Linked DNA regions of Homo sapiens: region 1 is linked to region 2. A link is a contact called in ENCODE Hi-C or POLR2A ChIA-PET data. All regions are on one chromosome and are shown on one strand. The core of a region is the stretch at or near the end of the contact, and the rest is flanking DNA. Distances in the headings are between cores, read along the strand shown.

Evidence for each region. Hi-C counts contacts between places; a loop is a spot of excess contacts on that map. ChIA-PET counts read pairs that join two places held with the same protein, here RNA polymerase II (POLR2A). Pooled maps may share reads with other maps.
Region 1: a map of B cell shows a loop between it and region 2 (37-fold over the local background). The contact joins the promoter of C16orf87 here to the promoter of NETO2 in region 2. A Hi-C loop is called at or near these places in 7 of 168 maps with a recorded cell type or tissue (B cell, CD4-positive, alpha-beta T cell, CD4-positive, alpha-beta memory T cell and 3 more), 5 of 37 single-sample maps with no recorded cell type and 18 of 50 pooled maps. POLR2A ChIA-PET finds 5 or more read pairs at or near these places in 3 of 52 experiments (HEK293, MCF 10A and activated T-cell).

The regions. Positions count from the first base shown.
Region 1 is chr16:46,829,314-46,834,182 of GRCh38, forward strand. It overlaps C16orf87 (chromosome 16 open reading frame 87), which reads right to left and starts at 1,867. Exons shown (of 4, transcript NM_001001436.4): 1 at 1,771-1,867. The coding sequence starts at 1,836. RefSeq lists a silencer at 1,564-2,213.
Region 2 is chr16:47,141,951-47,146,845 of GRCh38, forward strand. It overlaps NETO2 (neuropilin and tolloid like 2), which reads right to left and starts at 1,995. Exons shown (of 9, transcript NM_018092.5): 1 at 1,629-1,995. The coding sequence starts at 1,662. ITFG1-AS1 (ITFG1 antisense RNA 1) reads left to right here and starts at 2,118. Exons shown (of 4, transcript NR_110904.1): 1 at 2,118-2,544. RefSeq lists silencers at 1-88, 99-148, 976-1,125, 1,296-2,135, 2,196-2,525.

The sequences.
Region 1 (4,869 bases), core at 617-3,116, 310 kb before region 2:
AGGGGGTGTATAACAAAATGAATGTGATCTTTCCAAATAAAACGCTGATCTTGTTTTGTTGAACAGTTTTTCAGAAACTCCTATAAGTTTATTATCCTTTGCTCTTTTATATAAAAATAGCCATAAAAAGTGGCTATTTTTCCCAAAAGGTTGCTTTATGCCAATTAGAACAAAGTCAGGATTTGCAAATACTTGTGCCTTACAGAAATTGGAATGCATAACGCATACCATGTAAACCTTACACTTCTACACAATTAACTGGAATAATTGGAAATGATTTAAACACTGAAATAATCTCCCGCAAAGAGTCATATTGCAAAGTCCAGTTTTGTCAAAATTTAACAAATTTAGTTCAGTAGTAAGAATGAAAGTAACTCTTTGGAAAACATGACTAAACTGTTTTTATACTGCATACTGGTATAGCTCCTACACTGTATTTCTTGCACAACCTTTTTCTGATAAGCATTTTTACTACAGCCCATAAAGGATACTTAATAAAACATGTAACATGTTTTCTGTTAAAAGATTTGAAAAACCTACAAGAATTCTCCTTGAAAAATGCACTAAAATCAGCTTATTAAAAAGTCTCCAGCCATTTCAAATTACTCTTGATTTAAAAAAAAAAAAAGGCGGTGGGGGGAGGGGAGGAGAGAAAGGTAGTCATTTTGAAAAAATCCACTCAGTGGAAAAGGAAAAAACACACCCAGATCTACATGTTGGTAACAAACGAGGGCCTTACGAATGGTTTTAACTGAAGTAGTTTTAACTCATTAGATGTTAAGGCTTAAAGGAATGTCTATTATTCCAGTAAAGAATTGAGACACGCTTCAACACAGCGATCACTGAAATGAGATGTTTTAAATTACAACTATTACACCATGAACTCAATGTAGAAAGGAATCGTTTCAAATTCAAGAAACGAGATAGAGAGATAGAGAGATAGAGAGAGACAGACAGAGAGAGAGAGAGAGAGAGAGAGAGAGAGAGAGAGAGAGACACACAGAGACATTCAGACAGACAGGGATACAGATCTGGAAGCAGACAGGCCAAATTTGTAACAGTGGATACTGCGAGGGGTGGGGAAGTTAGGAGCGCCCAAAAAGGAGGAAGGGCTTAAACAGGGGCTTTATTCAATCATGACCCATTAAAAACGATGTAAAGGCAGGATTCGCGATTGCACAGCAAAAATATAATAAATAGATGAGGAAGGGGAAAAAATCTCCAAATTCGCCGAAACTCAAAATCATTACACGCGGCCCCCTTTGTCCCACTCAGGCGCCCGCCCCGGTCGCGGAGGGGCCGTTTTGGGGAAGCCCCGCACCCGTCGGAACCGGGAACAAAGCCGCCCCGGCCGCAGGAGGGGTTCTCGGAGCTAGGGCCTGGCCTCGGAGGCGGGCGTGCGGCACACTCTCGCCGGGGCTGCGGCCCGCAGGCTCCCACCGCTGTCACCGCCGCCGGCGAGGAGAGTCTGGGGCTCCAGACAGCCGCCCGGTGAGCCCACCAAAGGCGCGCTCCTCCAGTGGCCGGGACACAGCAAGAAGGGGCTTGGCCGTCTGGCCGCCGCCAGGTGGACGCTGGCGGGCCACGGCCCCGGGCTTTTCCCGGGAAACCCCTCGGTGCAGCCCGACCGGCCCCGGATCCCCGCCGCCGCCGGCGGGCCCCAGGATCTGCCCACCGCTCGGCCTCCGGGAGCCCGGCGAGGCCCCCCTCCACAGACAACGGCCGCCAAGCCACTGCCGCCCGCCCGCGCGCCCGGCCCCCGGCACCCACCTGTTGGTCGCACTCGGGGCATGATTTGGTGGCCATCTTCACTTTCTTGGCTCGAGTTGCAGACATGCTCCTCTCCCTTAGCGGCGGCAGCAGCGACGGCTCGGGCTCCTCCCCTCACACTTCGGCAGCCCGGCCTCCGCCCGCCCAGTCCCCGCGGGCCTCAAACAAGCCTCTGGCGGGTGCGCGCGCGCGCGTGCGCGAGCTCGCGCGGGACCTGGGCGCCAAGGGGGCGGGGCGGAGCGTCGGCCGGCGGCTCCTGGGGACCGCGACACGCGCTCCCACGGCGGCTCGCGACCCACAGCCCGCCCGCGAGCTCGCCCAGAGTATCACGAGACGAGGGGAGACCTCCCCCCCCTCCGCCAGACCGCCCCGGCGCGGCAGTGGCCACGCCTCCTCTCGGCCTGGCCGACTACGAGGGGGCAAGGCCTGGGCGGGACTCGGCAGTAACGGGCGTCGAGTTCGACCAACGAATGCATAGGTAGGGCGGGCCGTAGTGCTGGGCACGCCCCATCCCCACAGAGACCGTGGGAGCGAAGGCTGGGGAATGAATGGTGAAGGGCGTAGCGTGGATCCTGGCATTTAATAAACTTAAGTAGATGTTACCAAGGCTAATCATTGAGAAATTATGATAGACATTTTATGAGACCACTGGACCCAGCAGCAGAGTGAAAATTCATTTATTTATTCAATATATAATTGCCTAAGTCCCACTGTCAGGAAAATTTGAATAAAATGCAGTGTCAGCCTTCAAGGAGCAGCCTAGCTGTGTAAACCAGTGCTACTCACTATCAAGATGAGGGATCAGATGTTTTTCTTTTTCCAATCTGTCCGTGACTGATACTTACTAAATTAACATTAAAATTAAATTATTCGAGGCTGGGCGCAATGGCTCACGCCTGTAATCCCAGCACTTTGGGAAGCCGAGGAGGGCGGATCTCTTGAGCCCAGGAGTTCCAGACCACCCTGGGCAACATAGCGAGACCCCCATCTCTACAAAAAGTAAAAGATTTTTAAAAATTAGCTGAGCGTGGTGGCCCATGCCTGGAGTCCTAGCTAGTAGAGAGGCTGAGGTGGGAGGATCGCTTGAGCCTATGAGATTGAGGCTTCAGTGAGCCGAGATTGTGGCCACTGCACTCCAGCCTGGGCGACAGAGCGAGACTCCGTCTCAAAAAAAAGAAAAAGAAAGAAAAAGTGAAATTTAAAAACAACTATGCAAAACGTAAGCTTACTTTTAAATATTTAATTTGACAGACCCAAAGTTATACTTAATAAACAATCAGAACAAACATAACAGAAAGAAAATTTACAAACTGTACACTTGGCTCAGAGAAAATTTACCAATATGCATTTATTACAGAGACTGGCTATTCCACTGATAACTTTTTATTCAACAATTGTTAACTAAAGCAAAGTTATGAGTTACAATTTTACATAGTAAATGCCTGTAAGCACACTTTGTATAAATAACAGTTATATAAATGTTTAAAGCTTTTAATATGAAACCCACGAAATTGCTTCCTGTTTGGTCCATTTACAGGCATACCTTGGAGGGACTGGGGGTTCAGTTCCAGGCCATTGCAAAAAAGAGAGCCACACTCAATTTTTTGTTGTTGTTTCCCAGTGTATATAATAAACATGTTTCCACTATACTGTAATATATTAAAAGTACAATAGCATTATGTCTAAAAAACAGTGTACACACGTTGATGTTAAAATTGGGCTAAAAATCCTGGGCAAAATGGTGAAACCCGTCTCCACAAAAAATTAAAAAATAGCCATGTGGTGACAGCGTATGCCTGTAGTCCCAGCTACTCAAGAGGTTGAGTTGGAGGATCCACTGAGCCCAGGAGGTCAAGGCTGCAGTGAACCATGATTGCGCCATTGCACTTCAGCCTGGGTGACAGAGAAAATCCCTGTCTCAAAAAAAAAAAAAAAAAAAAAAAGGAGTTAATCTTCACAAACCCTGCCACTGCTTTATCAACTAATATTTATGTAATATTCTAAATCCTTTGTTGCCATTCCACTATGTTCACAGAATCTTCCCCAGGAGATTCCATCTCAAAAAACCACTTTCTTTGCTCCTTCGTAAGAAGTAACTCCTCATCTGTTCAAGTTTTATCATGAGATTGCAACATTAATCCCAGCACTTTGGGAGGCTGAGACAGGAGGATTGCTTGAGCTCAAGAGTTCAAGACCAACCTGGGCAACATAGTGAAACCTCATCTTCACAAAAAAATACAAATCTTAGCTGGGCATGATGTGCACCTGTAGTTCCAGCTACTTGGGAGGCTGAGGTGGGAGGAATGCTTGAGCCCAGCAGGTCGAGGCTGTAGTGAACCACAATCGTGCCACTGCACTCCAGCCTGGACAACAGAGTGAGACCCTGCTGTGTGTCCCGCATTTGCAATTACATCCTCCACTGAAGTCTTGAACCCCTCAAAGTCATCCATGAGGATTGTAATCAACTCCTCCCAAGCTCCTGTTAATGTTTATATTTTGACTTGCTTCCATGAGTCATGAATGTTCTTAGTACTATCTAAAATGGTAAATCATTTCCAGAAGGTTTTCAATTGACTTTGCCCAGATCCATCAGAGGAATTGCTATCTATGGCAGCAATAGCCTTACAAAATGTATTTCTGAAATAATAAGACTTGAAAGTCGAAATTACTCCTTAATCCATAGGTTACAGAATGGATTAGCAGGCATGAAAATAACATTAATTTCTTAAACCTCCATCAGAGCCCTTAGGTAACCAGGTGCATTGTCAATGAGTAATAATATTTTGAAAAGAATCTTTTTTTCCAAGCAGTAGGTCTCAACAGGGGGCTTGAAATATTTAGTAGACCATGACAGATTTGCTGTCATCCAGACTTTGTTATTCCATTTATAGAGTATAGGGAGAGTAGGTTTAATATGTTCCTTAAGGGCCCTAGGATTTGGGGAATGGTATATGAGCACTGACTTCAACTTAAAGTCATCAGCTGCACTTGCCCCCTAACAAGACAGTGAGCCTCTCCATTGAAGGTTTGAAGCCAGGCCTTGATTGCCTTCTTCTCTCTAGCTATGAAAGTCTTAGGTAGCATATTCTTCCAGTAAAA
Region 2 (4,895 bases), core at 745-3,244:
TCCAGCTCGATTTTATCAAGTTCTGCAGGTAAAGCGGTGTGACAGATCTACGCGATTTCATCCGGGGGTGCTCTCGGATGCACGGTCAGTAGCATGCTGACAACCTTACCGTAGTGAGGGCGCAATCCGACAACGGCAGAAAATTCAGATAAGCAACACGATCAGAAATCCTAGTGTGCATACGGTTTATCACGAAAGAGTAAAAACATTCCTTTCCCAGGAATGACTGTAAAAATTAGGAGTTAGAGATATGAAAGCCACAGGATGAATTTCAGAGTTGTTTTCAATTGTAATAAAGAAATCACTACGGATTTACGGTTTGTGAAATATTCATCAGCTAGAAAGTCCTAGGTTACCTTAGTACAAGCTGTAGATACGTTTACAGTGGGGTAGTTAAACGTTTCGAATTACTGAAATCTCAATTACGAATTTAGGAATATGTGGAGAGTAGACAATGTGTCCAATTAAAATCAAAAGCAAAATTACACTGAACTTTCTAATAAAACAAATTTGAAAAAAGTGCTGTTAGGGAGCAGGAAAAAAGTCACTCTACAAATATTAAGATACAGTGCTGAGTTATACATAACACCGTTAATAATGCCTCAGCCGTACCCTCGAAATTTTTAAAAAAAGAACATGTTACGACATTACAAACACGTCAGCTTTCAATTTAAATCAGCAGGGGGAAAAAGGGAAGTCCTTTACTGAGTGGTGGTGCTGTTTTCCCTCTGGAAATTGAAAAGACGATTTATTCAGTCCGAGTTTCAGGAGCAACTTTGTATCCCAATCCTAATTATCTATGTATATAAATTTTCATCTAAATTACCACCTCCTGGGAAATGCAAAGCCGGTGGAGTAGGTTTTAGAGCTCTGTGCTCTGGACAAGCCAACTGTTTTAATTCCCAGTACAACAAATTAGTAAGAACCGAACACCAGCGGCGGGGAATTCTGAGACCTCTGGCGGAGCGCGAGGAGCGCCGCGTCCCGGGAAGCACCCGAGCAGCAGCGCTCCCCGGGGGCCGGGACAAGCCGGGTCCGCGGCGCCCGCGCGCCGCCCCCGGAGCCCGCAGTGGTGCCGCAGCCTCCGTGGCCGCAGCAGGTGGGACCCGGCTGGCCCAGCAGGCCCCGTTCCCCGCCGCGAGGTGCAGGCGCCGCGGGGCTATTCGAAAACCACTGCACGACGTCACGGCCGCGGCTTTTATTGTTCTCGTGGAATTACTTTTTGCCATCACATCTGGAGAAAGAGCGGCCTCCGCTCCACGACAGGAATCTCACAACTTTGCAAAGGGATGCGCGGAATTCTACGGAAGCGGCGCGAGGGCGCAGCCCGGAGGGCCCTGCTGGGCCCAGGGGCCTCCTGGCCGCCTTCCCGACCCGATCCCTCTTCCCACACGCGCCCCGCGAACGTCGGCCGGACTCGCAGGGGTCGGAAGCGGCGCGCCCGGAGAGCCGGCGGAGCCGGGCAGGGCTCGCGCCCCGCGGTCCGCTCCGAGTAGCCGCGAGCCCCGCCAGACAAAGAGGCGCGTCGGGTCCCGGGCGCGGGTAAGGGACGCAGAGGCGCGGGCAGGGCGGCGCGCCAGCCTCGGCCCGCAGGGGGCGCCGTCCGTGGCCCCAGCCCCGGTCCTTACCTTTGAGGACCGAGCAGAGCCGCTCCAGGGCCATGTTCCCGAGCTGCCCGGCGCTTCGCGAAGGGCTGAGGTAGCGGCGGCGGTGGCTCGGCGCTCACGGCTCGGCGCGGCGGCGACGGCCCCACTCCGTCCCCATCGCCGGCCAGCAGCTGCCTCCCCGCTCCCCTGAGGAGAGCTCAGGTCCTGCGGCCCGCCATGCCCGAGCCCCACAGTGGGCTCCCGCGCGGCCCGAGCACCCCGACGGGCGCCGCCTCCTGCTCCGCGGCGCCCCGTCCCATCGACCGCCCGAGGGCCGAGGAGTGCGGACGCGCGGCGCGGGACCGGCAGGCAGCTCCGCCCGCGGCCCCGGCGCGGGATCCACTGAAGTGGCGGGCGCGGGGCGCCCAGGCTCATTTAAGGAGGGAGCGCGAGCGCCGCGTGCCGGCTGCGCCGCCTGTGCGCATGTGCCCGCCCCGCCCCGCCCCGCGCCGCGCCTCGCGCGCCCGCCGCGGCCTCGCGCCGTGGGACGGCGTCGCTCCCCGCCGGCTGCCGTTAGGGCTGGGAGCCGGCTGGGCGCGGGGGTAGTGAGGGTGCCTCTCGCCGTGGCTGCGCGGCGGCCTCGTCCGAGAGGCCGGCGCCGGGGCAGTGACCGGCCCGTGCCCAGCCGCCGCGCAGGGCGCCCGGGGCAGCTGGCCGAGCCCTCGATGCCTCCCGTCTGACGGAGGCGCCCGGGAAGCGCCGCCCACCTCGGCCCCGCACCCTCGCCGGCCTGCCGGGTCTCCGCCAGCCCTAGCAGACAGAGAGGGGCGCCGGTCCCTAGTCCCCCAGACCTCCATTCAAGGTCAAAACTTTGCCCAGCTCAGCCTTGCTCGACCCTGGGCAGGGAAGCGCGGACATCGGCAGAGGGAGCCCGAGGCTCTCCGTGCCCTTCGCGCCGGTGAGTTCCCGACCCGCGGCGCTGCCGGCGTTTCCCTAGCGCCCGCCAGGTTGACAGGCACTTTAGTACCAACTCCTCAGACTCCCCCTCATGAAGTAGGTTTTAGGGGATTGGAAAGTCGAGGCCAGAGAGGTGAAGCCCTTCGTCCAGAGCCGCGTAGCGAATGAGCGGCAGGGCTGTGCACCTCCCCCGGGGCTGCCCTCCTAGCAGCTAACCACTACGCTGGGCAGCTTCGCCAGCTGATGGGAGTCTCCAGGTCTGCCAACAACTGCCTGGCTGTTGGTGGTATTCATGATCCTGCTTTATTTTCTCCACAGCGGTTATCACACTGATATGACCTTCCTCATTTATTTATTTGTTCATCCTTTATATCTCCCTCACCCTCACACCATTAAAATATCAGCTGCTTGCAGGCAGGCCGACTGCATTCATTTTTTTCACTCCACACATACGTATTGGGTGTTAATTATGTGCAGAAGACAATGATTGGTGCTGGAGATAACAACCGTGATCAAGGCCTTACCATAATAGAATATTTATGCCTGTCTCTGCGTGTAGTAGGAACTCTGTAAACGTTTGTCTAACCAATTGTAGCTAAAGACAATGTCAGGCAACTGAAACATTTTTCAGGTGTTAAGCTCTTCTCTCTCACTTTGTATTCCTTCAAGAAAGGTACAAAAGCATAAATAATTCATGAGATTTACAAAGGAAAAACATACTTAACACCAATTAATATCGAGGTGTTTCACCCTTTGCCATGTGCTGTGAATGGGGGCATAAAAGATGGGTAAGTTTGGGTTCCTAAAGGTAACCACCTACTACAGTTAAGATCGCACACGAGAACCAATTAGGAAATAAAACATTTAAGAACTTTTTCCCACGGATATGAAAAGGTGGCTCACGCATGTAATCCCAGAACTTTGGGAGGCTGAGGCAGGCGGGTCACCCGAGGTCAGAGGTTTAAGACCAGCCTGGCCGACATGGTGAAACCCCATCTCTACTAAAAATACAAAAATTAGCTGGGCGTGGTGGCACGCGCCTGTAGTCCCAGCTACTAGGGAGGCTGAGGCAGGAGAATCGCTTGAACTGCACTCCAGCTTGGGCAACAGCGAGACTCCGTCTCAAATAATAATAATGATGTAGCATATTAGTAGAATAGGAGAGTAAGAAGACAATATTAAGTATAGGTTACAGACAACAGTGAACCAAAAAAATTTGAGAGGAAGGGGCTCTCAAATTAACATAATAGTTTCTTAATGTGAAGTTGTTGACTGAAGGAAAAATCTGCGTGTCATGTCATCAGAGAAGACTTCCTGAAGGAGGTGACACACAAACCATGGAAATGCTTGGGGTGGCGAGAGGAGAGGAGGCAGAAGAAGAGCTCAGCAGGCAGGGAGCAGGATGAGCCTGGAACGTGGGGCAAGTGTTGTGTTTGGTATAAAGAGGTTGGACATGGTGGGCTTTGATTATGGAGATAGGTGCTCAAATGCTAGTTAGGTAAATGATTACTTTTAATAGTGCAGTAATGGAGTTCTGGGAAGATTTCATCTGGCAGTTGAGGTTGTAATAAAAGGGGAGAGATTAGAGCAACCACAAGAATTCCAAAAGTAGATCTGTAATACTTCTACGTTTACTTTAGAAGCTCTTACTTGTATTATTTTGATTAAACCTAAAAAATCTTTTTTCCTCTAGAATGTTGGCTTGGGAGTAGATTCCAATTGGGAATGTTCATTTTGTGGCTCCCTTTTAAGACACCTATCTTTTTTAGATGTGCTGGTGGAATCGTCTGCAGTCGATTTTTCGAGGAATGTAGGAAAGCACAGATCATAGCTGAGACTACTGTGTGGCCATATGTTAGCCAAATCAAAAGGGAAGCGTTTTCATATCTCTCACTTGGGTTCTGTATTTGAATTATTATTTTCCTGGAAGATCACCCAGTAGCACCCAGTCTGTTCCCAGATTACCTGGCAGTTTCCAGGTGACTGAGGGCTCGGCTTTCCTTGCATCCTGCCAGTCTCCCAGGCATCCATTCAGGCTCTCCAACTCCTCACAATCATTCCTATAGTTTGAACTGGGTTTTCTCTGACCAAGTCCCATGTAGTACTTGAATGGTATTGCATGGCATTTACTTGTTACTAGAATGAACCTTGTTTTTTTTTTTGAGACGGAGTCTCACTCTGTCACCCAGGCTGGAGTGCAATGGCTCACTGCAACCTCCGCCTCCCAGGTTCAAGCGATTCTCCTGCCTCAGCCTCCCTTGTAGCTGGGATTACAGGCGCCTGCCATTATGCCCGGCTAATTTTTTTTTTTTGTATTTTTAGTAGAAACGGGGTTTCACCATGTTGGTCAGG